3 separate regions of the Homo sapiens genome follow, and all the other regions are linked to region 2. A link is a loop called in an ENCODE intact Hi-C map of the cell type or tissue named here. Cell type or tissue: PC-9. All regions are shown on one strand.

Evidence for each region. Peaks named below come from ENCODE experiments on the same cell type or tissue, not always from the same donor. Only the 100,000 strongest peaks of a DNase experiment are listed, where the experiment ranks them.
Region 1: a loop joins it to region 2, with 4 times the contacts of the local background. A loop is called at or near these places in 2 of 110 quality-filtered maps.
Region 3: it touches region 2 in a loop (29-fold over the local background); 2 of 110 quality-filtered maps call a loop at or near these places.

What each region holds. Positions count from the first base shown.
Region 1 is chr10:72,871,119-72,879,118 of GRCh38, forward strand. It overlaps MCU (mitochondrial calcium uniporter), which reads left to right. Exons shown (of 8, transcript NM_138357.3): 6 at 259-462. Among named protein-coding and RNA genes, the nearest start is that of OIT3, 19 kb to the right of the region's middle. In PC-9, CTCF peaks have their summits at 4,324 (motif pointing left) and 4,523; a DNase peak (open chromatin) is centred at 4,343.
Region 2 is chr10:73,154,348-73,162,347 of GRCh38, forward strand. ECD (ecdysoneless cell cycle regulator) reads right to left here. Exons shown (of 14, transcript NM_007265.3): 3 at 6,087-6,204; 4 at 2,221-2,308; 5 at 1,928-2,106; 6 at 1-101. Among named protein-coding and RNA genes, the nearest start is that of ECD, 9.7 kb to the right of the region's middle. In PC-9, CTCF peaks have their summits at 4,892 (motif pointing left) and 5,092; no DNase peak of the experiment used is centred here; H3K27ac peaks cover 760 bases.
Region 3 is chr10:72,986,673-72,994,672 of GRCh38, forward strand. No RefSeq gene overlaps it. Among named protein-coding and RNA genes, the nearest start is that of PLA2G12B, 36 kb to the left of the region's middle. In PC-9, no CTCF peak of the experiment used is centred here; no DNase peak of the experiment used is centred here.

The DNA.
Region 1 (8,000 bases), 280 kb before region 2:
TGAACTCCTGGGCTCAAGCAAGCTTCCCGCCTTGGCCTACCAAAATGCTGGGATTACAGATGTGAGCCACTGCACCTGGCCTAAGATATTTTATTCAGTGAAAACTGCAGATACTATTTAGGAAGACAAGCTATATTTACTAGAATTGAGACTTGTGTCTTGATGATGAGCCCTGTTTCTTTAGTGAACATAGAACAGTTTAAGCCTTTTTAGATTGGTTTTATGTCAAAATGCCTTATGATTATGTGTGCCCAATAGGTACGAATTGAGATTAGCAGAAAAGCTGAGAAGAGGACCACTTTGGTGCTATGGGGTGGCCTTGCCTACATGGCCACACAGTTTGGCATTTTGGCCCGGCTTACCTGGTGGGAATATTCCTGGGACATCATGGAGCCAGTAACATACTTCATCACTTATGGAAGTGCCATGGCAATGTATGCATATTTTGTAATGACACGCCAGGTAAGAATTCTCTTCAAGTAACTTTTTATGAGATAGTAATAAAGTTTTGATTGTCAAAAGAGTTCTTTTTTCTCATCTTCTAAAGCCAGTTTTCTTTAAGTACTCATCCTTTACACATACACACACATGTGCCACTTGTGTATTAGGCAATATTCTAAGCAAGTGCTGTAGATGGAGAGGTAGATATAAGACATGACTTCCACCCTCATGGAGCTCACAAACTATTAAGAAAGCCATGTAGACCATTAAATTCAGAGAAATATACTACAGTAAGGTATAGAATAAGTGGACAAAGGAGCAGAATGATCAGCTGTAGGATAACCTGTTCAGCTGTGTTGCTTGGCTTTTTAAGTACTGTGGGAAAAGTCCCATGCTTTTTATTTTTATTGAGTTTTTGGAATGGAGAATTGGTGATAACTAATCAAATACTTAAACTAAACTCAGAAATCCTCCTAAGTATGTTGAAAGGAAAGGTGTTGTTGTTGTTGTTGTTTCCATTATGGAAGAGAGCTGAGAATTAGATACCTAATTACTTAATACTCAAGTCTATTCTTTTTTTATTGATACATAATAATTGTACATATTTTGAGGGTGTCTGTGCATGTATACAACATATATACATGTGTAATGATCAAATCAGGGTAAATGGCATATCTCCCTCAAACATGTATTATTTTTTTTTTGTTGGGGACATTCCAAATCCTTTCTTCTAGCTGTTTTGAAATATCCAATAAATTGTTGTTAACTATTGAACACTAGAGCTTATTCCTCCTATCTAACTGTAATTTTGTACCATTAACTAACTTTTCCCTATCCCCTTCTCTCCTCTACCCTTCCCAGCCTCTGGTAAACATTATTCTCCTCTCTACTTCTGTGGGTTCAACTTCTATGGGATCAGCTTTTTTAGCTCCCACATATGAGTGAGAACATGTGGTAGTTGTCTTTCTGTCCCTGGCCTATTTCATTAAATATAATGTCCTCCAGCCTTATCCATTTTGCTGCAAAGGACAGGATATCATTCATTTTATTGCTAAGTAATATTCCATTGTGTATATGTACCACATTTTCTTTATCCATTCATCCCTGGATGGGCACTTAGGTTGATTCTGTATCTTAGCTATTGTGAATAGTGCTGCGGTAAACATAGGAGTGCAGATATAGCTTTAACATACTGATTTCCTTTCCTTTGGATATATGCCCACTAGTGGGATTGCCAGATTGATTGTATGATATTTCTATTTTTCGTTTTTTTGAGGAGGCTCCCTACTGTTTTCCATAATGGCTATACTAATTTACATTCCCAGCATTTCTCCACATCCTCACCAGCATTTGATATTCTTTTTCTTTTTTATTATAGCCATTTTAACTGGAATGAGATGATATTTCATTGTGGGTTTTTTTATTTGTTTGTTTTTGTTTTTTTGTTTTTTGGGTTTTTTTTTTTTTTTTTTTTTTTGAGATGGAGTCTCGCTCTATTGCCCAGGCTGGAGTACAATGGCACGATCTCGGCTCACTGCAAGCTCCGCCTCCTGGATTCACACCATTCTCCTGCCTCAGCCTCCTGAATAGCTGGGACTACAGATGCCCGCCACCACGCCCGGCTAATTTTTTGTATTTTTAGTAGAGACGGGGTTTCACCGTCTTAGCCAGGATGGTCTCGATCTCCTGACCTCGTGATCCACCTGCCTCGGCCTCCCAAAGTGCTGGGATTACAGGCGTGAGCGACCGTGCCCTGCCTTCATTGTGGTTTTGATTTGTATTCCCTGATGATTAGTGACTCTGAGCATTTCCTCATATACCTATTAGTCATTTGTATGTCTTCTTTTGAGAAATGTCTATTCAGATCTTTTGCCTATATTTTAATTGGATAGTTTATTTTTTTGCTATTGAGTTGTTTGAGTTCCTTGTATATTCTGATATAAATCCTGTGTCATATGAATAGCTTTTGCAAATGTTTTCTCCCAGTTCTGTAGGTTGTCTCCTCACTCTGCTGACCGTTTCCTTTGCCGTACAAGAGCTTTTTAGTTTGATATAATCCCATCTGTCTATTTTGACTTGTGTTGCCTGTGCTTTTTGAGGTCTTACAAAAAATCTTTGCCCAGACCAATGTCTGGAAGGTTTCCCCAATGTTTTCTTCTAGTAGTTTCATAGTTCAGGTCTTAGATTGAAGTCTTTAATACATTTTGATTTGATTTTTTGTATGGAGAGAGGGGGATCTACTTTCATTCTTCGGCATATGGTTATCTAGTTTTCCCAGCATCATTTATTTAAAAGATTGCCTTTTCCCCATTGTGGGTTCGTGGTGCCTTTGTCAAAGATGATTGGCTATAAATGCTTGGATTGATATCTGGATTCTCTATTCTGTTTCTTTGGTCTATGTGTCTGTTTTTATGCCAGTACCATGCTATTTTGCTTACTGTAGCTTTGTAGTAAATTTTGACATCAGGTAGTATGATGCCTCTAGCTTTGTTCTTTTCGCTCAGGATTGCTCTGGCTGTTCAAGGTTTTTTCTGGTTCTGCATAGTTTTTAGAATTTTTTTCCTATTTCTGTGAAGAGTATAATTGGTATTTTGATAGGGAATGCATCAAATGTGTACATGGTTCAGGGTAGTGTTGATTTATTCTTTATCAACCGAGGCTCCTTTATTGAATACCAGTATCTAGAACTAATTTTTATTGTCAGTGCCGTTTTAAATATCTTGGAATTCCAGTGTCACTTTAGGAAGTATGAAGATTTAGCATTACTTTCAGTTATTATTATAATATACCATCATAGATCCAACCTAGCACTCCCTTTAATATCAAATATTTGAAATACCTGAGACATCGGAAAAGCTTTTTCTGTTTTCTTAGTTATCAGAAGAAAGCTGAGAGTTGCATCTCATATTTAATATGGCTGCTATTGAACATACGCATTTTCTTTCTGTTGTTAGATTAGTGGTCACAGCCTATTTGTGTTTGGGGAAATGATAGCACAAGAATGTTATTTAACTTTTCTTGGCCTCCCAAATGTGTCTAATAGAGAAGAAAGTAAACTGTTTTATGTCTTACAATTGCTTGCCCAGAATTTTTAGCACCTAGTTGCATGTCTGGCTCATACTAGTCACTGTGAACGAACTGAACAGTCACATCATTCTTATCTGATCACAGCTCTGGGCATGGATAACAACCATGTTTTCAGCCAAACACTAATATTTTTCCAGTTATACCTTGAATCTAAAGATCACCCTTGATATATCTCTTGCTGATTAATTGGGTACAAAATAGTGGTATTTCCTTGTGGACTTTCCATTTCCTTGATTACTGAAGAGGTGAAGCATTCTTTCCACTGTGAGATACCCATACCTTTTGCTTGGTCATTACTATTAAGTACGTTTTGCTAAGCCTAATTATGTGTCCAGCATTTTACATCTAGTAACATAAGTACATCTATTCACATATTTAATCTCAACCCTATAAGTATTAATATATCGCCATTCCATAGATGAGGAAACTGAGTCTCCAAGAGGATAAGTAATCTGCCCAAACATTATATCTAGTACACTGTAGGACAAGGAATTGAATCCAGATTTGTGTGGCTCTGTAGGCTGCTCACTTTCCACTCAATTATGCTGCCTTCTGTTGACTTCATTTATGAGGAGTAACTTTTGAAAACTATAATTAGAATAGATACAGAATAGAAATAAAAATATATTGGGGAAATAATTATTACTTCTTACAAAGGGCTGTTTTGTAAATGTTTTCTGTATTAGACTTGAATACAGTGTTACCACTTTCTCCCTTCTCGTCATGCTGTAGAATCTTTAATGCCCTACCTGTCCTACTAGTTAAATGCTCCATTCTGTGATTACCAAAATAGTCTTGCTGCCCCCAAGTGACAAGTTGCAAAATAGCAGTAGTAAATAATTTAGTCACTATTCACTTATGAATAGGAAAACAGTGACCAAATAAAATGTAAATAGTTTTCATATTAAATATTTTTACTAACATACCCATCTTATTACCTCTGAAGCAAATGCCTGTTCAATGGCATTTAAACTCTTCTAAACTGCTGTTACTATGAGTTGCTGTACTTGTTAACAGTCTAAATATATCCCAATAGTATGTTAAGTTCCAAAGAATCTTTTTAAGATGGCAAGCTCCTTGAAATCATAAAATCAAATGGAATATTGAGTTTTGCTGATTAATATTTCAGTAGAACCTGAGTACTGATTTCTATTATGTGGAAAAGGAGCTGGGCAGTAAGACTTGCCTGTGGGAGCTGTGTCAGCGTGCAGGTGGACCAGCCGTCCCACCATCTGGCCCATGCCTTTTCAATGAAGGGGATGATGTTGCCTCATAGGAGTGAGCATTGATTCTTGGGGAGTAAAAACATATTGCATATTATAATGCATAAACAGATAAACAGTATATTAAACCTCCTGTGGGAAGGAGGAGTAATCAGGAAAAAAATGCCTTAAAAAGCTACTTAGGGTGGCAATAATGAAAAAAGTGTTGATAAATAGTGACCTAGCCTTTAATACCCTTTACCTCCTCAATTCCAATAACCGTCATTTATATTGTACTCCGGCAAACCACTTCAATGGCTGTTCAGGGCCTTCTTTCCTAGAACTGTCCCACTTATAATATAAATTAGTATGTTAATTTCTGATAATTTATTTTCTTTCTAGACCTTTTATTCACTCACTCACTCCTTTGACCTCATCCAGACCTTTAAGCTACTGGCATCTTTCCCTTAACTTTTTACTGTCACCTTCCTCCTGTATCACTTCCTTTTCTATCCAATTTAAACTGTGTTGCCATTCTCTTCTTAGTATGCTACCATCCCTGCCCTTTTGTCTTTTACAGTATGTACTCTATAAACTCCTAATATTGGACTAATCTAGACCTTTATCCTATCTATATCTAGGCTATTAAATATTACTAGAGAGAAAGCATGTCATAGTGTAGAATGGGCCACTGCTTGTGTTTTTAATCATATTTTCTTCCCTCATATCCCCATAGTAGTTATTCTAAGACTTCACATCAAGATCCCCATCCCACCCTTAACCTTCTCCTAGAAAATTGAAGTTAACAGTTAGAAGCTTTCTAATTCTTAAAACTGTAAATGCAACTGTATCTGTACTGAATTTTACACGATTTCCATCAAATTCCAAGAAGAGGTGGCATTTTCCTATTTAGGGCTAGCCCCTCCACATGTTCTTAATCCCATTCCTTCCTCCTAGTATCTTATTCCAGTTTCTTTTTTGTGTTCCCTGTGTTTTTAACCTCTCCCTCTGTGACTTTCTTTCTTTCCTAACAAAACTGTCTGCATCTTCTCTCACTTAGTATCAAATCACAGTTTTTTTTTTTTTTTTTTGAGACAGGGTTTTACTCTGTCTCCTAGGCTAGAATGCAGTGGCATAATCACAGCTCACTGAAGCATCTACCTCTCAGACCCAAGCAATTCTCCCACCTCAGCCTCATGAGTACCTGAGACCATAGGCATGTGCCACCATGCCCAGCTAATTTTTTAAATATTTTGTAGACAGGGTTTCCCTACATTGCCCAGGCTGGTCTCAAACTCCTGAGCTCCAGTGATCCTCCGCCTCAGCCTCTCAAAATACTAGGATTACAGGCATGAGCCACTGCACTTAGCCCAAATCACAGAAATTTTAGAATAGAGTCTAGCACATAGTTGCTCAGTAAATGATTGTTGCCCGAAAGAGGAAGCACAGAAAGATTTGAATAAACTTAGTGTGTATATTTGCATCCTAAGCAAACATAGGTGAATAGCCTAGTAGCAGCATGTTAGATGAATGTAGAGGGCTTTCCCTCAAGTTCTTAATCCACTAATTATCCCTTCAGTTGATTCAGACCTCGATTTTATTCATTTTAAAAAGGCTTCCACAAACCCTTTAGCTATCAGTCATCCAATATCTATTATCTATCATCATCAATAACTAAATATTTACTCTGGTTCTAGTTGTGGCATACTAGGCAATCAATCAGTCCTTCCACCAAGAAAAGTTAGAATTGTTAGACAAAACATAATACACATCTGTTTAAAGATACTAGAGAACTAACAAAATAGCAAAAATTGCTAGGTAAGGGTCTAAATAAGAGGAGTCCCAGGAAGATGAGACTAGTATTTAGGTGTGCTTTTTCCTCTGGGGATTTATGCTAATTGAGGAGAGTATAGTGGAGAGGCCAAGAAGCTGAGCCACACTTGTTAGCCTAGAGGAACCAAAGCCTTAGAGATTGGTGTCTAATGATCACTAAAGTAGGCGAAACAGAAACCATCTTGCTTTGATTTGGAACCTGTAAAGGCTACCATTGTAGAATAAGGATTCACCTAGTATAGGCTCTTTCAGGTACTGTAGCTCATCTTTCATTCATCTCAATCCTGTAAATTAGATTGAGGTAGTCCTGGAATACTGGTAATCCCCGAGTGCTGATGCTCACAGGTTTCATGCAGAAGCAAACATAAATCATCCCTGGGAGGAGATAACATTATTCTAAACCTTAAATTATTTCTACAAATAATTTTGCTTTTTTTTTTTTTTTTTTTTTTTTTGAGACAGAGTCCTACTCTGTTGCCCAGGTTGGAGTACAGTGGCACAATCATGGCTTACTGTAGCCTCATACTCCCAGGCTCAAGCAGCCCTCCCTCTTAGCTTCCTGAGTAGCTGGGACTACAAGCACATATCACCATGCCCAGCTAGGATTTTTTGGCATTTTTTGTAGAGCTGTGGTTTCTCCATGTCACTCTGACCGGTCTCAAACTCCTGGGCTCAAGCGATCTGCCTGCCTCAGCCTCCCAAAGTGCTGGATTACAGGCATGAGCCACCATGCCTGGCCAGTTTTGCAGATATTAAATTAGACATACAATAAAAATAAGCAGATACACAATACCTACAGAAACAATAGACATTACAAACAGACACAAGGACTCCAGATATTGGTATTATCAGACATAGCCTTTAAAATAATTATACTTACTATATTCAGGGAGATAAACAACAAGGTTGAGAATATTGGCAGATAACTTGATTTTTTGTTTAAAGAACCCATTGAAAAATTTTAGAAGTGAAATATAATGGATGGGTTTAATAGCAGATTAGACATAACAAAAGACAGAAATAGTGACCTTGAGTAAGGCACAAGAAACTATTCAAAATGAAGTGTGCAGATACAGAAAGATGTAAAATATAGGAAAGGGTAAGAGACACAGTATACAGTGGAAAGGCCTAATATGTATTTAATTTTATTGGAGTCTCAGAAGGAGAAGAGAAAGAGGATGGGAAGAAACAATATTTAAATAAAGAGTTAATGGCTGAGAATTTTCCAAAATGATGAAAGACATCCATTTACAGATTTAAGAATCCCAACCAATACCAGCCAATATAAAAAAGGAAATCTGACTGGGCGCGGTGGCTCACACCTGTAATCCCAGCACTTTGGGAGCCCAAGGTGGGTGGATCACTTGAAGCCAGGGGTTTGAGACCAGCCTGGCCAACATGGCGAAACCCCTTCTCTACTAAGAATACAAAAATTAG
Region 2 (8,000 bases):
CTGCAGCCACCAATCTGGGGCGCTGCTTTAGCACTGCCACAATGCCAGCTGGAAGGAAGCAGTGTGCTCGATGAAGTGAGGCCTGAATTTTTTCTGGGTACCTGGGACAGGTAACATAATTACTTTCATTTTACAGTATATAAATACCTATAATTCTTATACCATTCACATTCTTTTTGACATCTCTTTGTTCATCAAGAGCAGTACGTAGAGAGTGACAAGAGAGATGAAAAAAGATACTGTATATACACTTAAGAATATACGAGAGAGGGAAAGAAAAAAGTAGGAAGAAATGGAAAATAAAGAAAAGGGATTATTGTAGCTCTATAAAAACAAAACAACTTTGGGAGGCTGAGGCGGGTGGATCACGAGGTCAGGAGATTGAGGCCATCCTGGCTAACACGGTAAAACCCCATCTCTACTAAAAATACAAAAAATTAGCTGGGCGTGGTGGCATACGCCTGTAGTCCCAGCTACTCGGGAGGCTGACATAGGAGAATCGCTTGAACCCGGGAGGCAGAGGTTGCAGTGAGCCGAGATCACGCCACTGCACTCCAGCCTGGGCGACAAGAGCAAAACTCCATCTCAAAAACAAAACAAAACAAAAATACCTATTATACTTTGGAATAAAGATAAAATCAGAGTTTATTCTTCTAAAAGAATGGTACAAAGTATGCTGAAGCTAAAAGAGATTTTTATTTTTTATTTATTATTATTTTTGAGACGGAGTCTCGCTCTGTCGCCAGGCTGGAGTGCAGTGGTGCAACCTCGGCTCACTGTAACCTCCACCTCCCTGCAACCTCCACCTCCCAGGTTCAAGTGATTTTCCTGCGCTCAGTCTCCCAAGCAGCTGGGACTACAGGGGCCTGCCACCACGCCCGGCTAATTTTTTGTATTTTCAGTAGAGACGGGGTTTCACCATGTTGGTCAGGATGGTCTCGATCTCTTGACCTTGTGATCCACCCGCCCTGGCCTCCCAAAGTGCTGGGATTACAGGCGTGAGCCACCGCGCCCGGCCAAAAATATTTTTAATATTGTTAATACCTGAATGGTGCTTAATATTTAATAGGCACCCAAATTTGAATGGATGAACGAATATGTAATTAGGCTAAGACCTTTCTTTTCTGAATAAAAGCTAAAGTTTTATTCAGAAACTGAATTCTGACATAGGTCAAAGAATCCCATATACAGACCCAGAACAACAGAAAAAACCTGAGCACCTTGTTTGTGCTCCATTAGGTTTCTACTTTTTTTTTTTTTTTTTTTTTTGAGATGGAGTTTCCTACTGTCGCCCAGGCTGGAGTGCAGTGGCGTGATCTCAGCTCACTGCAACCTCCGCCTCCCGGGTTCAAGCGATTCTCCTTGCCTCAGCCTCCAAAGTAGCTGAGATTACAGGCACCTGCCACCACGCCCTGCTATTTTGTTTTTGTATTTTTAGTAGAGATGGGATTTCACTATGTTGGCCAGGCTGGTCTTGAACTCCTGACCTCATGATCCGCCCCCTGCTCAGCCTCCCAAAGTGCTGGGATTACAGGTGTGAGCCATCGCTCCAGGCCCATGAAGTTTCTATTTTTAAAGGTCTCAAATTTTTTACCCATGGATATAGCTAATACTTAGCCACAATATCTAAGGTAAATAAATGCAAAAATATTGGGACAAGATTGTAACACTTCTGAATGGGAATTTAAAGATGTATCTGTTTCCTGATTTTAAAATCTGTAAGTTTAATTTACTAGTCTATTTCATAAAGAGGAATGAAGACAAAATGAAAATTAGCATTAATCTAGGTGAAAGGTATTTTATAGTCAAAGAAAGACTGATCAACTCCAACAGAGCTTTAAGGAAAACAAACAAAAATCAAAGAAAGACTGAACTACACGAAACCAAAAGGTTCCTTAATTAGCAATGAAAGTGATATTTTTCTTACCCTCTGATGCGCCTATTCACAGCAGCTCGTATAGATTCTGAAGCAAGTATTTTTTCTGAATGTGCTGTGATTATATTCAATGCTTGTGGAATTGTTGGGGGTGTGGTGGGTAACCAAGATTCTGCTCCAGATTTTCTTGGTGCAGGGATAATACACAATTCCCCATGGCAGAAAAATACCTGCAAACGGTACATTTCAATTTTCACAGTGGGCACTGGCAAACTGCAGGTACATATGAATGTAATGCAGCATGATTTCATCTCTATAAATTTTCTAAACTTGGGTATACTTACCCTATTGGTGCTATTTTCAGGATCCAGCCATTTAGGGAGAAAGTCAGCAGCTTCTATTAACAAGAATTCACCATCATTGTCTTCAATCCTAATGCAAGAAAATTTCCAATTTTGCATTCAAAAAGCATATATCTGCTAGTAACCAAAACAGTTTCATTCTAATACATTTTCCTCTTCATCTTAGTAAATATTTGAGTATGTACTATGTGCAGATGGCTATAAGAAAGCAAAATATTTAAGATAACATTAAGCACTGAAGGAGACTGTAAGATTGTAAGGAGGAGTTGAAGGTAGATATGATAAGGAGAGAAGATAAGCAATTTACATAAAGAAATATTAGACAAAAATATGAAAATATACGAAAGTACTATAGGGTTCCAAAAGAAAAAAAAGAAACACATAGCTGAGATTAGAAAAGCCTTCATGTAGGAGGTGTTATTTGGGCCTGAAAAGATAATTATTTCTGCCTCATTTGCATCACTTTTTTTTTTTTTATTTTGGAGACGGAGTCTCGCTCTGTCACTCAGGCTAGAGTGCAGTGGTATGATCTCGGCTCACTGCAACCTCCACCTCTTGTTTTCAGGCAATTATCCTGCCTCAGCCTCCTGAGTAGTTGGGATTACAAGTGCCCGCCATCATGCCCAGCTAATTTTTGTATTTTTAGTAGAGACAGGGTTTCGCCATGTTGCCCAGGCTGGTCTCGAACTCCTGACCTCAAGTGATCCGCTCACCTCAGCCTCCCAAAGTGCTAGGATTACAGGTGTGAGCCACCACGCCCGGCCCGTATCACTTTTTTAAATTTAATTTTTTAAAATAGGTTATACATTCACATGGTTACATTTTTTAAAAAAATGTATTAAAAGTTACATGGCCAGGTGCAGTGGCTCACGCCTGTAATCCCAGCACTTTGGGAGGCCGAGGTGGGCGGATCACCTGAGGTCAGGAGCTCAAGACCAGCCTGACCAACATGGAGAAACCCCGTCTCTACTAAAAATACAAAAAAAATCAGCCAGGCGTGGTGGCCCATGCCTGTAATCCCAGCTACTCGGGAGGCTGAGGTAGGAGAATTGCTTGAACCTGGGAGGCAGAGGTTGCGGTGAGCCGAGATCGCACCATTGCATTCCAGCCTGGGCAACAAGAGCGAAACTCCATCTCAAAAAAAAAAAAAGTTACAAAATAAAAAAGTCTCCCTCCTACTTTTGTCCCTATCTGCTCAACCCTACATGCATCACTGCTGTTTCTTGTATATCCTTCTAGAGTTTGCTTACACATAATCTAACTATAGAAATATATACTTGTATTTTCTCCCTTTTTTACACAAGACATGGCATATTTTATATACTGTTATATATCGTTCTAGCTCTATACTTCTATTTTTATTATTTTATTTTATTTTATTTTATTTTATTTTTGAGACAGAGTCTCACTCTGTCGCACAGGCTGGAATGTAGTGGTGCAATCACACTCACTGCAACCTCTACCTCCTGGGCTCAAGTGATTCTCCTGCCTCAGCCTCCCGAGTAGCTGGGACCACAGGCATGGGCCACCACACATGGCTAATTTTTGTATTTTTAGTAGAGATGGGGTTTCACCATGTTGGCCAGGCTCGTCTCGAACTTCTGACCTCATGTGATGCTTCCGCTTCGACTTCCCAAAGCGTTGGGATTACAGATGTGAGCCACCGCCCCAGGCCTACAATGTATTGTGTTCTTGAAACTTGCTAAGGCAGTAGATTTTAAATGTTCGCACCACACACAAAAAAATAAGTATGTGAAGTAATGTACGTTATGAGCTCAATTCAGCCATCCTACAATATATATGTATTTCAAGACAACATGTTATACATAATAAATATATAAAATTTTTATTTATCAATTTTAAAAATAGGCTGGGCGCAGTGGCTCACACCTGTAATCCCAGCACTTTGGGAGGCTGAGGCAGGTGGATCACTTGAGGTCAGGAGTTTGAGACCAGCCTGGCCAACATGGTGAAACCTTGTCTCTACAAAAAATACAAAAATTAGCCAGGTGTGGTGGTGCACGCCCATAGCCCCAGCTACTCAGGAGGATGAGGTAAGAGAATTGCTTGAGCCCGGGAGGCAGAGGTTGCAGTGAGCCGAGATTGTTCCACTGCAGTCCAGTCTGGGCAAGAGAGTGAGAGCCTGTCTCAAAAAAATAAAATAAAATAAAATAGAGCACAGTGGCATGTGCCTGTAGTACCAGCTGCTTGGGAGACTGAGGCAGGAGGATGGCTTGAGCCCAGGAGTTCAAGTCCCGCCTGGGCAAAATAGTAAGACCCCGTCTTTAAAAAACTAAATAAATAATAAATAAATTTAAAACATTTAAAAATTTTAAATAAATTTATTTAAAGATAAAAATAAAATGAGTTATCGCTTAGATTTACATCCTGAAATATTTAAGGATCAAATGACAGCTACAGATGAAATAATAATGACCATGAGTTGGTAATTGTTGAAGCTGGATAATGGGAACATGTGGGTTCATTCTTTCTACTTTAATGTATGTTTAAAATTTAAATAATAAGTTTTCAAAGGTTTTTTTCTCCCTTCTATTTTGTTCTGTTGGGAAAGAGGTTGAGTGGGTAAAAAAAGATCAGAATTTGGGTGCTGACTAGGAAAACTAGGACAAAATATAAGTGGGCGGAACGCCCTCTGCTGGCAATACGTGGTTAATTACAGAAAACCCAGGTCCCATTTTTAACGTAATGTTACCTACTTTGCTTCCTATACAATTGTGTTCACTGACTTCTCTTTAAATTGTTTCTGTGTATGATTTCTCAAAAAATATAGCTATGGTCTAGTACAGGAATACATATTTAAAAATACGTGAAATATGTGTGTATGTGTATGAATGGAATTTTATTTTTCAAAGATCCACAAGGAATTTAATGGTGATTACTTCTGGGAAGCAAGAGCAGTAGAAACCTTTGTATCTTTTGAATTTTGTTTACCACATGTATTTGTTTTTTCATAATTAGAACTTTAAAAAGAAAACCTAAAATAAGTAGGTTTTATTTGAAATCTTTTGGAAGTTGAACTCTTTGACAGTACTTTAATTTTTTTTTTTTTTTTTTTTGAGACAGTTTCACTCTTGTTGCCCAGGCTGGAGTGCAATGGCGCGATCTCGGCTCACCGCAACCTCCGCCTCCCAGGTTCAAGCAATTCTCCTGCCTCAGCCTCCCGAGTAGCTGTGATTACAGGCATGTACCACCATGCCTGGCTAATTTTGTATTTTTAGTAGAGACAGGGTTTCTCCATGTTGAGGCTGGTCTCGAACTCCTGACCTCAAATGATCCGCCTGCCTCGGCCTCCCAAAGTGCTGGGATTACAGGTGTGAGCCACCGCGCCTGGCCGTGTACTTTAATTCTTTCTCAAGAAAAGGAAGCCACAAGAGAAGAGAAAGAAAACACAGATATGGCTGGGCGCGGTGGCTTACGCCTGTATTCCCAGCACTTTGGGAGGCCAAGGTGGGTGGATCACCTGAGGTCAGGAGCTCCAGAGACTAGCCTAGCCAACATGGTGAACCCTTGTCTCTACTAAAAATACAAAATTAGCCAGGCGTGGTGGTGCACGCCTGTAATCCCAGCTACTTGGGAGGCTGAGGCAGGAGAATCGCTTGAACCCGGAAGGTGAAGATTGCAGTGAGCCAAGATCACACCACTGCACTCCAGCCTGGGTGACAAAGCAAGACTGTCTCAAAAAAAAAAAAAAAGAGCACAGATACTATTAAAATCTGTACAATTTCCAGCAGACTACAGGAGAAAAATAAATTACTAAATAGATAAAAATGTAGTCACTTTGTTTCAGTAATAGAATTCCTTTAGAATAATTAAAATAACTACAATACCTTGCTACTAACTCTGGAAATTCCTTTGTGATCTGCTTTATTACATAAACAATAAACCATTCATCCTCAATGTTATCCCCAAACTTTGTCACGCCAAACATATGAGCAGGAACACCTCCTAAAAACAAGAGAAAAGCAACCATGTAACCAGATAAATTTGTTACTGCAAATAAAATGCACATAATCATTCAACTGAATACACATTCATTGACTGATTGCTCTAAGTACTGGGGAGCAGGGGTTGCAATCCTGAAGAAGAAGCCTACTCCTGAGGAGCTCAGGGTAAAACAAGACAACCAAATGATCTCAAAACAAGATAATGAACTCTAGAACAGGAGTGTGCAGTAACGGCTATGTGAGTATAAAGGAGGGGATATCTGTGCTATGCTTGCCTGGAGGAATGACAAGAGGTGAGCTTTCCAGAAAAATGGAAAAGTATGTGCAAAGGCACAGAGGCATGATGTATAGAGTATGTATGTATAGAGTATTCTGGGAATACCAGGACGCTAGATTTGGATGGAGCAGAAGTTTTCAAACATGTGCACTATTCACAAACACATGGAAACTAAACAACAACACACTCTTGGAATAAATCACAGGGAAATTAGAAAATATCTTGGGACAAATGAAAATGAATGCACATCATACCAAAACTTAAGGAATTCAGTGAAAGCAGTGCTAAAAAGGAAGTTTGTAGTTGTGAAAGATCTCAAATCAACAACCTATACCTCAAAAAAAAAAAACAAAAACTAAACCCAAACCTAGCATAAGGAAGGAAATAATAAACATTACAGCAGAGAGAAATATAGAGACCAGAAAAAATAATAGAAAAACAAAACAGCTGAGTTGGGTTTTTTTTAAAAGATTGACAAACTATTAACTTGATTAACCAGGAATAAGAGCAAATACTCAAATAACTAAAATCGGAAATGAAAGAGGGGACAGTACAACTTATGTCATAGAAATAAGAAGGATAAGAGAATTCTATGAACAATGGTATACCAGTAAGTTGGATAACCTATAAGAAATTGACAAATTCCTAGAAACACAACCTGTCAAGACTGGATCATGAGAAATACAAAAATCTGAACAGATCTATAACTAGTAAGGAGATTGAATCAATAATCCAAAAGCTCCTAACAAAGAAAAGCTGGCTTCACCGGGGAATTCTTCCAAACATTTAAAGAATTTGACACCAATCCTCCTCAAAATCTTCCAAAAAAATAAAAGGGAGGGAATTCCCAAATTCCTTCTGAGGCCAGCATTACCCTAATACCAAAGCCAGACAAAGACAATATGAGAAAGCTGTAGATCAATATCCCTGATGAGTATCAATGCAGAAATCCTTAACAAAATATCAGCAATCTGAATTCAACAACACATTAAATAGATTATTCACCACGACCAAGCGAGATTTATTCCTGGGATGCAAGGATGGTTCAACACACGAAAATCAATGTACAGTTAATATCCCACATTAACAGAATGAAGGTCAAACAAGTGCATTACAGAGTGTCTCAAGAGCTGCCATGGCAAACAATAGGTAGAAGAACAGCCCAACCAACTCTTCTTCTCCCCACCCCAGATCTCAAGTTTCTTCAACTAGAGAACTCCAATTAAAGTAACTATTTTTGTCTATATTAGACTTTGATTTAAATTTCATCTTGAAGCAATGGGAACTACTGAAGGATATTAAGCAGGAGAGTGACACAATCAAATTTGTGTTTTACAAACATAACCAGCAACAGTGTTAGGAACTAGAAAGACAGGAACCAGAGAGGTAAGTTAGGAGGCTGTTGTTGTTTTCCAGATGTAGAGATAAAGAGGGTCTACACTGAAGCCAAATAGATGTAGAGAAGGGGTCATATTTTAGAAGCATTCAGGATTTAGCATCTGACTGAACATGGTGAAGTG
Region 3 (8,000 bases), 170 kb before region 2:
CACCAGGATATAGAACATTTTAATCACCCCAGAATGTCTCTTGTGCACCTTTCATGTCAATTCCCACCCTACTCCCACCCCACTGTTGCCCGTGGCAAACAGTGATCTACTTTTTAATCACTATAAATTTCTTTCCTACAGTGTCATATAAATGTAACTATAGAGTATTTACTCTTTCATGCCTGGCTTCTTTCACTCAGCATTTTTGGAGATTCATATATATCATTGTATATATCACTACTAGTTCATTTTATTACTGAGTATTACTCTAAATGGCAATACCATAGTTTGATTACTCATTTCACTGTGGATAGAAATTTGGGTTGTTTCTAGTTCAGGGCCATTATGAATAATGCTGCTGTGAAGACTCATGAGTCTTTATATGTACACATTGTCAATTCTCTTCAGGGAAAAAACCTAGGAATGGAATTCATGGGTTATATGAGAAGTACACAGTCAATCCTTGGTATATACACAGGGGATTCCTCCAGGACCTCCCATGTATACCAAAATCCATGCATCCTCAAGTTTCTCAGTCAGCTCTGTGGAACACGCATATTTGAAAAGTCAGACCTCCATATATGTGGGTTTTGCATCCTGCAAATATGTATTATTTTCCACCTGTGTTTCACTGAAAAAAAAAACCCAGTTCAAACCCATGTTGTTTAAGGGTCAACTGTATATTTAACTTCATAAGAGACTGCAAAACTGCTTGCTAAAGTGGTTGTACCATTTTGCATTTCCACCAAGAGTGTATGAGTTCCAGTGGTTCCATATCCTGCATTGTCAGTCTTTTTAATTTTAGCCAGTAGAGTGAGTGTGTAGTAGTATCTTACTGTGATTTCAGTTTGCATTTCCTTGATGACCAATGATCTTAAGCATCTTTTCATATGCTTTGTAGTTATTCACATATCTTCTTTAGTGAAAGCACCTATTAAAATCTTTGCCCTTTTTAAATTGAACTGTCTCAATCTGGATACAAGTCCTTTTTCAGACACACACACACACACACACACACACACACACACACACATTTTCTTCTAGTCTGCATCTTGCCATTTCATTTTCTTAAGTGACTTTCAAAAAGAAGAACTTTCAAATATTGGTAAACTCCAGTGTATTTTTTCTTTTATGGTTAATGCTTTTTTGTTGTTGTTTTTTTCTGGTTTGTTTGTTTAATAGAACAGGGTCTCACTATATTGCCCATGCTGGTCTTGAACTCCTGACCTCAAGTGACATTCCTGCCTCAGCCTCCCAAAGTGCTAGGATTACAGGCATGAGCCACCACACCTGGCTGAGGTTAATGCTTTTTATGTCCTAAGAAACTACTGCCTATCCCGAAGTCAAAAGTATTTTTTTCCTAAGTTTTTATAGTTGTAACTTTCACATTCAGGTATATAATTCATTTCAACTTATTTTTTGTATATAGCATGAAGTAAAGGTTATGGCTTGATAGACACATAGGTGGTAGACAGATAACCAATTTGTTCCAGTTACACTTGTTGAAAGGTATCCATTTTCTATTGAATTGTATTGACTCCTTTGCGGACAATCAGTTGAACGCGTATGTGTTTGTCTCTTTCTGGACTTTCTATTTTGTGCCATTGATCTATATGTCTATTCTTAGAATAATAACACTATCTTCACTTACTGTTGCTTTATAAAAAGTCTTTAGGCCGGGCACGGTAGCTCATGCCTGTAATCCCAGCACTTTGGGAGGCCAAGGTGGGTGGATCACTTGAGGTCAGGAGTTCAAGACCAGTCTGGCCAACATGGTGAAACCCCCATCTCTACTAAAAATACAAAAATTAATTAGCTGGGCGTGGTGGCAGGAACCTGTAATCTCAGCTACTTGGGAGGCTGTGGCAGGAGAATTGCTTGATTCCGGGAAGTGGAGGTTGCAGTGAGCTAACGCTGCTGCACCCAACCTGGGGGACAGAGTAAGACTCTGTCTCACCAAAAAAAAAAAAAAAAAAAAAAAGTCTTTAAATTAGGTCATGTGAATCTTCCAACTTTATTCCTTTTCTTCCCCCGCTAATTGTCATCTTTATTCTGGATCCTTTGTATTTCCGTATAAATTTTAGGATAAGGCAAGCATGATAGTTCATGCCTATAATCCCAACTACTCAGGAAGCTGACGTGGGAGGATTGCTTGAGCCCAGGAGTTCAAGGCTGCAGTGAGCTATGATCGTGCTACAGCATTTCAGTCTGGGCAACAGAGCAAGACCCTGTCTCTTTAAATAAATTTTTTGTTTTAGAATGAGACTATTTTTAAAAAATCTGCTTGGATTTTTATTGGGATTGTCTTGAATATATAGGTTAATTTGGGGAAAGCAAAATTGAGTCCTCTGATCTGTGAACATGATACCTATCTCCATTTATTTAGAACTTCTCTAATATTTCTCAGCAATGTTTTATAGTTTTCAATATACAGTTCTTATACATATTTTGTTAAATTTAAATCTAAGTGTAACATTTTTCAGGCTATCATACTGTTTTTTAAATTCAGTTTTTAATTCGTTTTTGTATATGGACTTTGTATTCTACACTCTTGTTAACCTCTGTTCATTTTTAAAAACTCTTTTGTAGATTCTCTAGGAATTTTTTTTCTAACCAACACAATCATGTCACATATGAATAAAGACTACTACTTTAATTCTTCCTTTCTGAGGTGTGTGCCTTTTATTTCTGTTTCTTACGTTATTGCGTTAACCCGGATTTCTAGTTCAATGTTAAGTAGGAATGGAGGAAAGCAGATATTGTTGACTTATTCCAAACATAGGGAGAAGGCATTCTGTCCTTTACCGTTTAAATATGCTAAAATAAGATTCTTATAAATGCCTTTTATCAAGTTGAGGAAATTTCTGTCCCTTGCTATTTAAAAAAAAATCATGAGGGGCGTTCCAAGATGGCTGAATAGGAACAGCTCTGGTCTGCAGCTCCCAGTGTGATCAACACAGAAGATGGGTGATTTCTGCATTTCCAAGGGAGGTACCTGGTTCATCTCATTGGTACTGGTTGGACAGTGGGGGCAAGCCAAAGCAGGGCGGGGCATCACCTCATCCGGGAAGCACAAGGGGTCAGGGAATTTCCCTTTCTTAGCCAAGGGAAGCCGTGACAGACTACCTGGAAAGGGACACTCCCACCCAAATACAGCACTTTTTCCAAGGTCTTAGCAACCGGCAGACAAGGAGATTCTCTCCCATGCATGGCTCGGTGGGTCCCACGCCCACAGAGCCTTGTTCACTGCTAGCACAGCAGTCTGAGATCAGCCTGCTAGGCTGCAGCCAGGCAGGGGGAGGGGGCGTAGCCATTGCTGAGGCTTGAGTAGGTAAACAAAGCAGCCGGGAAGCTCAAGCTGGGTAGAGCCCACCACAGCTCAACAAGGCCTACTGCCTCTACACTCCACCTCTGTGGGCAGGGCATAGCTGAACAAAAGCCAGCAGACAACTTCTGCAGACTTAAACGTCCCTGTCTGACAGCTCTGAAGAGAGCAGTGGTTCTCCCAGCACAGCATTTGAGCTCTAAGAATGGAAGACTGCCTCCTCAAGAGGGTCTCTGACCCCCGTGTAGCCTAACTGGGGACACCTCCCAGTAGGGGCCGACAGACACCTCCTATAGGCGGCTGCCCCTCTGGGATGAAGCTTCCAGAGGAAGGATCAGGCAGCAATATTTGCTGTTCTGCAATATTTGCTGTTCTGCAGCCTCCACTGGTGATACCCAGGCAAACAGGGTCTGGAATGGACCTCCAGCAAACTCCAACAGACCTGCAGCTGAGGGACCTGACTGTTAGAAGGAAAACTAACAAACAGAAAGGAATAGCATCAACATCAACAAAAAGGTCATCTACACCAAAACCTCATCTGTAGGTCACCAACATCAAAGACCAAAGGTAGACAAAACCACAAAGATGGGGAGAAACCAGAGCAGAAAAGCTGAAAAATACAAAAATCAGAGTGCCTCTTCTCCTACAAAGGATCGCAGCTCCTTGCCCGCAACGGAACACAGCTGGATGGAGAATGACTTTGACAAGTTGACAGAAGTAGGCTTCAGAAGGTCAGTAATAACAAACTTCTCCAAGCTAAAGGAGGATGTTTGAACCCATAGCAAGGAAGCTAAAACCCTTGAAAAAAGGTTAGATGAATGGCTAATTAGAACAAACAGTGTAGAGAAGACCTTAAATGACTTGATGGAGCTGAAAACCATGGCACAAGAACTTCATGATGCATGCACAAGCTTCAATAGCCGATTCAATCAAGTGGAAGAAAGGGTATCAGTGATTTAAGATCAAATTAATGAAATAAAGCAAGAAGACAAGGTTAGAGAAAAAAAGAATAAAATGAAATGAACAAAGCCTCCAAGAAATATGGGACTATGTGAAAAGACCAAATCTACGTTTAATTGGTATACCAGAAAGTGATGGGGAGAATGGAACCAGGTTGGAAAATACTGTTCAGAATATCCAGGAGAACTTCCCCAACCTAGCAAGGCAGGCCAACATTCAAATTCAGGAAATAGAGAGACCACCACAAAGATATTCCGTGAGAGGAGCAACTCCAAGACACATAATTGCCAGATTCACCAAGGTTGAAATGAAAGAAAAAGTGTTAAGGGCAGCCAGAGAGAAAGGTCGGGTTACCCACAAAGGGAAGCCCATTAGACTAACAGTGGATCTCTCAGCAGAAACCCTACAAGCTGGAAGAGAGTGGGGGCCAATATTCAGCATTCTTAAAAGAATTTTCAACCCAGAATTTCATATCCAGACAAACTAAGCTTCGTAAGTGAAGGAGAAATAAAATCCTTTACAGACAAGCAAATGCTGAGAGATTTTGTCACCACCAGGCCTGCCTTACAAGAGCTCCTGAAGAAAGCACTAAACATGGAAAGAAACAACCAGCACCAGCCACTGCAAAAACATGCCAAATTGTAAAGACCATTGATGCTATGAAGAAAAAACATCAATTAACGGGCAAAATAACCAGCTAACATCATAATGACAGGATCAAATTCACACATAACAATATTAACCTTAAATGTAAATGGGCTAAATGCCCCAATTGAAAGACACAGACTGGCAAATTGGATAAAGAGTCAAGACCCATCAGTGTGCTGTATTCAGGAGACCCATCTCATGTGCAAAGATGCACATAGGCTCAAAATAAAGGGATGGAGGAAATCTACCAAGCAAATGGAAAGAAAAAAAAAAAAAAAAAAACAAAAAAAAAAAACCAGTGGTTGCAATCCTAGTCTCTGACAAAACAGACTTTAAACCAACAAAGATCAAAAGAGACAAAGATGATCATTACATAATGGTAAAGGGATCAATTCAACAAGAAGAGCTAACTATCCTAAACATGTATATATGCACCCAATACAGGGGCACCCAGATTCATAAAGCAAGTCCTTAGAGACCTACAAAGAGACCTAAACTCCCACACAATAATAATGGGAGACTTTAACACCCCACTGTCAATATTAGACAGATCAATGAGACAGAAGGTTAACAAGGATATCCAGGACTTGAACTCAGCTCTGCACCAAGCGGACCTAATAGACATCTACAGATCTCTCCACCCTAAATCAACAGAATATACATTCTTCTCAGCACATCACACTTATTCTAAAATTGACCACATAATTGGAAGTAAAGCACTCCTCAGCAAATGTTAAAGAACAGAAATCACAACAATCTGTCTCTCAGACCACAGTGCAATCAAATTAGAACTCAGGATTAAGAAACTCACTCAAAACCACTCAACTACATGGAAACTGAACAACTTGCTCCTGAATGACTACTGGGTACATAACGAAATGAAGGCAGAAATAAACATGTTCTTTGAAACCAATGAGAACAAAGACACAATGTACCAGAATCTCTGGGACACATTTAAAGCAGTGTGTAGAGGAAAATTTATAGCACTAAATGCCCACAAGAGAAAGCAAGAAAGATTTAAAATCGACACCCTAACATCACAACTAAAAGAACAAGAGAAGCAAGAGCAAACACATTCAAAAGCTAGCAGAAGGCAAGAAATAACTAAGATCAGATCAGAACTGAAAGAGATAGAGACACAAAAAACCCTTCAAAAAAATCAATGAATCCAGGAGCTGGTTTTTTTTTTTTGAAAAGATCAACAAAATTGATAGACAGCTAGCAAGACTAATAAAGAAGAAAAGAGAGAAGAATCAAATAGACACAATAAAAAATGATAAAGGGGATATCACCACCGATCCCACAGAAATACAGACTACCATCAGAGAATGTTATAAACACTGCTACGCAAATAACTACAAAATCTAGAAGAAATGGATAAATTCCTGGACACACACACCCTCCCAAGACTAAACCAGGAAGCAGTTGAATCTCTGAATAGACCAATAACAGGCTCTGAAATTGAGGCAATAATTAATAGCCTACCAACCAAAAAAAGTCCGGGACCAGAAGGATTCACAGCCGAATTCTTCCAGAGGTAGAAAGAGGAGCTAGTACCCTTCCTTCTGAAACTATTCTAATCAATAGAAAAAGAGGGAATCCTCCCCTAACTCATTTTATGAGGCCAACATCATCCTGATACCAAAGCCTGGCAGAGACACAACAAAAAAACAGAATTTTAGACCAATATCCCTGATGAACATCAATGCAAAAATCCTCAATAAAATACTGGCAAACTGAATCCAACAGCACATCAAAAAGCTTATCCACCACGATCAAGTCAGCTTCATCCTTGGGATGCAAGGCTGGTTCAACATACGCAAATTGCCGGGCGCGGTGGCTCACGCCTGTAATCCCAGCACTTTGGGAGGCTGAGGTGGGTGGATCACGAGGTCAAGAGATGGACACCATCCTGGCTAACACGGTGAAACCCCGTCTCTACTAAAAATAGAAAATATTAGCCAGGCGTGGTGGCGGGCGCGTGTAGTCCCAGCTACTCAGGAGGCTGAGGCAGGAGAATGGCGTGAACATGGGAGGCGGAGCTTGCAGTGAGCTGAGATCGCACCACTGCACTCCAGCCTGGGCAACAGAGTGAGACTCCATCTCAAAAAAATAAATAAATACGCAAATCAATAAACGTAATCCATCACATAAACAGAACCAATGACAAAAACCACATCAGTATCTCAATAGATGCAGAAAAGGCCTTTGACAAAATTCAACAGCCCTTCATGCTAAAAACTCTCAATAAACTAGGTATTGATGGAACATATCTCAAAATAATAAGAGCTATTTATGACAAACCCACAGCCAATATCATACTGAATGGGCAAAAACTGGAAGCACTGTTTGAAATCCGGCACAAGACAAGGATACCCTCCCTCACCACTCCTATTCAACATAGTGTTGGAAGTTCTGGCCAGGGCAATAAGGCAAGAGAAAGAAATAAAGGGTATTCAATTAGGAAAACAGGAAGTCAAATTGTCCCTGTTTGCAGATGACATGATTGTATATTTAGAAAACCCCATTGTCTCAGCCCAAAATCTCCTTAAGCTGATAAGCAACTTCTGCAAAGTCTCCAGATACAAAATCAATGTGCAAAAATCACAAGCATTCCTATTCACCAATAACAGCCAAATCATGAGTGAACTCCCATTCACAATTGCTACAAAGAGAATAAAATACCTAGGAATCCAACTTACAAGGGATGTGAAGGACCTCTTCAAGGAGAACTACAAACCACTGCTCAACGAAATAAGAGGACACAAACAAATGGAAGAACATTCCATGCTCATGGATAGGAAGAATCAATATCCTGAAAATGGCCATAGTGCCCAAAGTAATTTATAGATTCAATGCCATCCCCATCAAGCTACCAATGACTTTCTTCACAGAATTGGAGAAATCTACTTTAAAGTTCATATGGAACCAAAAAAGGGCCCACATAGCCAAGACAATCCTAAGCCAAAAGAACAAAGCTGGAGGCATCATGCTACCTGACTTCAAACTATACTACAAGGCTACAGTAACCAAAACAGCATGGTAGTGGTACCAAAACAGAGAGATA